2 separate regions of the Homo sapiens genome follow, and region 2 is linked to region 1. A link is a contact called in ENCODE Hi-C or POLR2A ChIA-PET data. All regions are on one chromosome and are shown on one strand. Each heading gives the region's core, a stretch centred on a gene start or an enhancer-like site at or near the end of the contact. The rest is flanking DNA. Distances are from core to core; before and after follow the strand shown.

Region 1 (3,598 bases), core at 834-3,333:
AATGGCTGGGCACAGTGGCTCACGCCTGTAATCCCAGCACTTTGGGAGGTTGAGGCAGGTGGATCACGAGGTGAAGAGTTCAAGACCAGCCTGACCAATATGGTGAAACTCTGTCTCTATTAAAAATACAAAAATTAGCCGGGTGTGGTGGCACGTGTCTGTAGTCCCAGCTATTCAGGAGGCTGAGGCAGGAGAATTGCTTGAACCCGGGAGGCGGAGGTTGCAGTGAGCAAAGATTGCACCACTGCACTCCACCGTGGGCGACAGAGCAAGACTCCATCTCAAAAAAAAAAGAAAAAATTCTGTCATTCATGATTACTGTTATAATCCCAGCGAGCCCCTACCACAGGGCACAGAAAGTGGGCAGGGAGAGAAGAGGGGTGATATCCCAAAGTCCATGCTTTGGGAGAGGACAGGTAGAGAGTTCCCAAGACCCTCAGAGCCCAGGAGTACAGGACAAACTAGTGAAAAGAATCCGCAGTGGCTTCAGACAGGGTGTCGCCTCTGTGGATCTGTGGCCAAAACTGTGACCTCAGCCAGGCCCCTGGGGCCTTCAGCAGGAATGAGGTCAGGGCTGTGGCTGGGGGAGAGAAAGGAGCAACAGGTGTTCAAGAACTAAGGACAGCTGCATAAAGGGTGGGGGAGGGGGGAGATTCTGAGCTTAGAGCTTTAGCATTGGTGTAACCTGAGTTCAAATCCAGGTAGGACACTCATCATGTGAACTTAGGCAGGTGATGTCACCTCTCCAAGCCTCACTTCCTCTTTTAGATATTGTGTTATTAATACCTGTATCACTAACTTGTCATAGAAAATCAGATCATCCTGACAATTACTTTATTGATTAATTGATTGATTGATTGAGACAGGGTCTCTCACTGTATCACCCAGGCTGGAGTGCAGTGGCACAATCATGGCTCATTGTGGCCTCAATGTCCTGGGCCCAAGTGATCCTCCCACCTGAGCCTCCTGAGTAGCTAGGACTACAGGTGCTCACCACCGCACCTGGCTAATTTTTGTATTTTTTGTAGAGACAGGGTTTCACCATGTTGCCCAGACCGGTCACGAACTTGTGAGCTCGAGCAATCCACCTGCCCGACCTCCCAAAGTGCTGGGATTACGGGTATGGTGTAGAGCACTTACCAGGGCCAGGGGCTGTTCTAAACACTTTCTACGTATATTTTGTTAATGAGAGGTATGTGGCACAGCAGCTGGCTCATGCCACATAAGCACAGCTGTTATCACTCCTCTGCATCATGTGATTTTGTTACAATCACTGTGTTTTACTAATCAGGAAAAACACCAGCAATAACAACAACAGGGAAAGCGAATTCCATTTTGGGAGCAGGATAGGGCCTTGGGCGATTCTGTGGGCCTGGCTGGGACCTAGATGAGGGCAAGAATTTCAGAGGGCCCAGTCCCTCTAGGGCTATGCACTTGAGGTCTTCTCTCAGGAACTTCAGGAAAAAAAGGCAGAATTAGAAACCTTTCCTAGGAAGAATTAGGAACTCTTGTCCTAGAAGTCCAACTTGCCTCCTAAATAGAGCATGTGTGTGTGTGTGTGTGTGTGTGTATGCATGTGTGTATGTATGCGTGCATGTATGCGTGTGTGTATGCGTATGCGCACGTGCATGTGTATGTGTGTGTATGTTTATGTGCACGTGCCTATGTGTGTATGCATGTATGTGCATGTGTGTATGTGTATGCACATGTGCATGTGTGTGTATGTGTACGTGTGTGTATGCGCACGTGCATGTCTGTGTGTATCTGTGTATGTGTATGCGCACGTGCATGTGTGTATCTGTGTATGTGTATGCGCACGTGCATGTGTGTATGCATGTGTATGCATGCGTGTGTGTATGCGCACGTGTGTGTGTGCATGTGTGTGTGTATGCGCACGTGCATGTGTGTATATGTGTGTATATGTATGCACACGTGTATGTGTGTATGCACATGTGTGTGTGTGTGTATGCGTGTGTTTGGTGGTATCGGGGCATTGTCCCAGATCACTGCCCAGCTCCTGGCCTTGCTCAGTCTTGCACGCTTTCCAGCCCAGCCCATCCAAGCCCTGCTGCCAACCGCCAGTCCCAGCTGTCTGTTGTGGCAGATGTTTTTGGCTGTGCCATAGCAACGCCAGAACAGGATGTAACTTGGATCACAGCAGGGACAAGCCCACGCGCACAGGCCGCCCATGCCTTTCCCCTCCCTGAAGGCCTGTTGGGAAAGACTGGTCAGGTCCAGGTCGAGGACAAATGGTGTTTGTTGTCTGGAGAGAGGCAGACCTCATGTCCTCTTGGGGTCAGTGGCAGGGGAGTGGGAGGACATAGTGCAAATCCTAGCTGAGCGCCTCCTTCAATGAGCTCAGGTTTGCATCCATTGGCTCTTCCAGGAGATGCTAAGGGAGTTGCCAGGTAGGACGAGAAACCACCTGTCAGCAAGGCCTGGCCTGTGGGGGCCGGCCTGTCTTCCCCACGATTATAGCAACTACTCATTGAGGGATTACTTTGTGCTACTTATGCTAAATACTTTCTATAAACAAAGAATATAAAGATTCAGGGGCATTTACTTTGTGTTAATTACACAGTGCTACCCTGTTTTTTTTAAGGAGCGAAGGTTTAATAGGCAAAAGAAAAAGAAAGAGAAAGGAAAACTGCTCTGTCTCTCTAGTGAGAGAGGGGAGACTTCTAAGAGGAAAAGAGCCACCAGCGGAGGATGCACTGGATTTTATAGTCAGGTTTGAGGAGGCGGTGTCTGATTTACATAGCGAACAAGATTACTTCCCTGAACTGTAAACTTCCCGCACATTGCATACACAGAGAGGATAGGAGATCCTTGCTCTGTCGCCCGGGCTGGAGTGCAGAGGCGTGATCTCAGCTCACTGCAGCCTCCACCTCCCGGGTTCAAGCAATTCTGTCTCAAACAAACAAAACGCAAAGTTGGAGATCCTGCTGCCAAAACCCCGTTGGGCAGTTGGAGGCCTGGGTCAGTCTAGAAGCCTTTGGATAACACCTGGGGTAGCCCCAGCCAGAAATCCTCAGTTGCTCCAAAACCTCTCCCAGCCCCACGTGACGGCTAAGTTCTCCATGAAAGGATGCTGGTTCAAACATGTCCAGCAAACCACGGGTGCTGGAGGATTCTCCATGTTCTCCCCAGTAAGACTGACGTCCGAGTCTTTAAGAATGGCAGCCACACTAACCGTGTTTTTAACTGGCTGATGGATACCCATTATTGATTTGACTTGGTTCTAAAATGGAGGCTGAGAGCCCTGAGATGAAAGGTCAGAGGTGGAGTCTGCTCCTCTACTCACCGTTTTGATGAAAGTTGTACCTTGGTATCCGGACAAGGTCCCCATTATGAAGCTGCTATGTTGTCTGGGGTAAATACCTGGGGTTCGTCATCTCGCACCAGGAAAATTTAGGACATGGACACACATGAAGAGTTTGGGAGCGGAGGTTTAATAGGCAAAAGAAAGAGAAAGGAAAACAGCTCTCTCTAGCGAGAGAGAGGGGACTTCGAGAGGGAAAGACCAACAGTGCTAGTCTTTATAATACTACTAGGAGGTTATTCCTGTTTTCCAAATGGGGAAACTGAGGTGGAGAGA
Region 2 (3,733 bases), core at 644-3,143, 59 kb after region 1:
CTGATGCTGTATCTCGAAAAAAAAGTAGAGAATATGAGCCTGAAGAAGAGGCCCTGTAAAGGGTCCCAGATTGATGGGACAGGCTGAGACAAACGGAATCACTTTTCCCTGGATAGAACTAACCCTCAATGGTACCCCACTCTGCATGGTGATTACTGAGGGGACTGTCAATTGTCCAGCGAACTTGATGGTAATTCTAGGAGAAAAAGGAACTAATGTAATGCTGTCAGCATAGAAAGATGGGTGCCAACGAGCATTCCAAAAAGGAGGCTCTGTTAATTCGGTTTCGATCAACAAGTATTTGCTGAGTGTCTATTGTGTCCGGTCAGTGCTAAGGCCTGAGAATTTAGAAGTGAAACAGACCCGGTTTCCACCCATGCCACAGACCACTCCACACCTGGTCTGGAGTGACACTGGAGGGCCAGGCAGGCACAGGACAGTAACTTCGATATAAGGCAGCAAGTTCCACGGTGGAAGGAGGTGGAAGGTGCAGATGCACGTACACACAGGGGTTCAGGGAGGCCTCCCTGGAAGAAATGAAGCCTGCGAGGCCCTGAAGGATCAGTAAACAGAGAGGCATAAGGGGCAGGAGAGTAAGATGATTATGCTACATGTACCTTATTGTGAACCCAGGAGGATTTGGCCTCTGTCATAAAAGGCCCCCCTGTGGGTTCATAAACCTCAATTTACAAATTGTGCTTTATATATCAGTTCCTTATAAGTTTGGTTAGCGTAAATTGGTTTCTTAGAACTTGATCATCCCTGAGTGAACTCACAAATTCAAGTTTCAGAATGTGCAAACCTAAGAAACAAACCTCATGCTTGTGGTTGAGACATCGCACTGTCAACATCACAAATTCTCAGCACCTGAATGCCTGGTATACTATCAACATATATTGTTTTAAATATGTAAATAATAGCTTTCTAGTTATAGAGAGTTTGTCCCTACATTTTTCCACTTAATTTTTACAATCCCATTCCCCTGATGAAACAACCCCAGCCTGGGCAACATGGCAAAATCCTGCCTCTACAAAAAATACAAAAATTAGCTGGGTGTGGTGGCGTGCACCTGCAGTCCCGGGTATTTGGGAGGCTGAAGTGGGAGAATCACTTGAGCCCGGGAGGCAGAGGTTGCAGTGAGCCAAGATTGTACCGCTGCACTCCAGCCTGGGAGACAGAGGGAGACTCTGTCCCACCCACCCCCGCCTCCCAAAAGAAAAGAAAAGAAAGAAAAGAAAATGAAACCACCAAGACTGGGAGAAGATAAATGACTTGTCTGTGGTCATCTGGCTAATAAGAGGTAGAATGGGGCTGAAAAAGTTCGGTGCTCTTCCTGAAGAATCCATAGGTCAGAAAGCAGCACCATCTGACCTGCAGCAATAGCAGCAACGTGGAAAGCTAATCAACTGACCTCAAAACCACTCTCAGTGAGGCTCTGGATGGATTCAGAACCCCAGGCCTAGCAAAGTGAAGTTGATAAAGATGTAAAGGAGATCGAAAATTCACCATTTGGAGAGAGATTAGCTAAAGACTGCAGGTCGGATGGAAAATTCTTTCCATGGTTCTCCCACAGGTTCTTCCCTCATTTGGAACTCGTGTTTAAAAGTCACAAAGACCCTGAGTTGGGCCAAGGTCTCGTTCTTCTTCACTGTGGGCCTTGCAGTGCAACATGGCAGGGCCTCGTTCCAAATGTCACTCTTCAGAGCCTAAGAAAACAAGTAACTTTAGGGACACACCTGTCAACCGGAGCTCCCAAATTGTACCCCCCTAAACACATAATGCTGAGCATAGAAAAATTCCAGCTCTGCAGAGCGTTATACTTAGGGAAAGGGGTCACAGACAAGGAATGCTGGCAGGGCTCATTACAAATATCTTTGCTGCTGGAACATGTATTGTTTGGCTAGAAGGCGTAGGCTTCTCTCAGAGAGAAGGAATGTCCAAAAGTATTTCAGACAGTAAGAGACATTCTCTGAGCCAGCTACACAGCTCTCCTTCAAACCAACGGGTAGCGGCAAGCAGCTGAACTGACCAGCGAGCTCGCAAAAGCAAGCTTTTTTTTTTTTTTCTCCCTAAATAAGACAGCAAGTGATGTGTCTTGGCTTGGTTTAGCAAATTTTAAGATAGTTCCCTGATGACCCCAAGAGCCCTCAGGCCCCATGGAAGCTGGAGCTAATGCATCTTCCTCCAAGCATCATCTGCTCTACCAGGATCTAAGCCCCTTCACGAGGGCAGAAGGTATAAAGGCTGCACTGTGCGGGAAATGCTATGGCAGCAAAGACAGCCAAACACGCCAGAAATAACAGGCACATGAAGGAAATGTTTCTGAGACAGCTCAAAAATTCCGAGAAGAGATTATCCCGACTGTCCCAGGTTCTCAGCCCTGTCTATGGTATGCAGCCCCATACCACAGTCATTTGTCACCGAGTCCTAACTTTGTCAGAGGCCCCTCCTTTCAGGTCTCTCAGGCACCACCCAGTTCTGGCCCTCCTCACCCCCGTGAGCCAGGCGACATCCAAGCAGCCCCACGGTGCACCCGGCTCTGTGCTGCATTCTCTGAATGTCCCTGAAGGCCAGGGCTGTTGTATTCTCTACCCACTCTCTGTCTAGTATGGGAGCCACTGGCCAGATGTGTTGACTGAACACTTAAGATGCAGTAAGTGTGACCAAGAAACTGGGTTTGTCATTTTATTTCATTTTAGTTAATTTAAATTTAAGTTTAATTAGCTACATGAGGCTATCAGCTGTGGTATAGGACAGCAGAGCTCCGGAAGCTTTTGGCCTGGTGAGAAGAATCAGGACAAGCGCCTCCCTGGCCTCTCGCCCACTCTGCACAGCCGCTAACCATTGCTCTCATGACATTCTTTCCCAGCCCCAGAACTTTTAGCCATGTGACATCATCTATTGATTAGAGTCCAAACTTCTTGTGCTAACTCTCTATGGGTTGCCACAATTAGCCATTGTATGTCGTTAACCTAAATTTCATTCATCTGCTATGTCCTGACCTTAGGGGCTTAGAATATAGTTAGAAAACAGTATTTCAGAATAAAAAACCATTCTTGTATTACCTCTCGCACTATTCCCCCTGTTCTCCATGCTTCGCATTCTCTGTTCTATCCCCAGCTATAGCACTGTCCCCATAAAGCCTACTGTGGTTCTCGGCTCATGGTGTCCTTCCTCCCATCTGCCTCCCGACGTCATGCCTGTCTTCCAGTGTTTATGCCTTCTCCAGGAAGCTTTCTCTTGTGGCCCTCGCTGTGAGCTATAGCTCCTCCCTTTCAACATCTTCTAGCACCTCCTCTTACTGTGCAGGTGAGGACACTGAGGCTTAAGGGTTAAGTCACTTGCTCAAGGTCACATACAGTCGGTCCTCTGTATCCGCGGGTTCCTCATCAGTGGATTCAACCAACTACAGACAGAAAATACAGTATTTGAGGGATGCTGAACTCTTTGAATTAGTGGGTTCTGCGGGTGCTTAAGCATCCATGGATTTTGTTATCCTCGGCAAAGGCGGGGGTCCTGAAACCAATCCCCTTGGATACTGAAGGAAAGACCACCCTTAGTGATAGGAACCTAGGAACCCAAGTTCCCTCATTTCCAAATCGTGTTCCCTGACCCACTTATTTACTAACTAGTGGTGAAGCCATCTTCCTGCCAGTATATTTTAACTTCACAATGGGATGTGAGGGCCAGGATGCACATGCTTTTTAAATCTCCCTCTGTGCTTGACATACAG

What was found. A loop is a pair of places that touch in the nucleus more often than their neighbours do. ChIA-PET counts read pairs that join two places held with the same protein, here RNA polymerase II (POLR2A). Pooled maps may share reads with other maps.
Region 2: a loop to region 1 is called in a pooled map, with 2.4 times the contacts of the local background. The contact joins two enhancer-like sites. A Hi-C loop is called at or near these places in 1 of 168 maps with a recorded cell type or tissue (gastrocnemius medialis), 1 of 37 single-sample maps with no recorded cell type and 5 of 50 pooled maps. POLR2A ChIA-PET finds 5 or more read pairs at or near these places in 7 of 52 experiments (BJ, HepG2, IMR-90 and 4 more).

Annotation. Positions count from the first base shown.
Region 1 is chr12:108,771,813-108,775,410 of GRCh38, forward strand. No RefSeq gene overlaps it. Among named protein-coding and RNA genes, the nearest start is that of CORO1C, 42 kb to the left of the region's middle. RefSeq lists an enhancer at 324-433. Within about 2 kb of position 2,084, at least 17 of the 41 ENCODE cell types and tissues checked have a DNase peak (open chromatin) inside an H3K27ac peak, as active enhancers do; they include gastrocnemius medialis, where a contact is called at or near this core.
Region 2 is chr12:108,831,103-108,834,835 of GRCh38, forward strand. The region is part of intron 2 of SSH1 (slingshot protein phosphatase 1); the gene reads right to left. Among named protein-coding and RNA genes, the nearest start is that of MIR619, 4.0 kb to the right of the region's middle. RefSeq lists an enhancer at 581-690. Within about 2 kb of position 1,894, at least 26 of the 41 ENCODE cell types and tissues checked have a DNase peak (open chromatin) inside an H3K27ac peak, as active enhancers do; they include gastrocnemius medialis, where a contact is called at or near this core.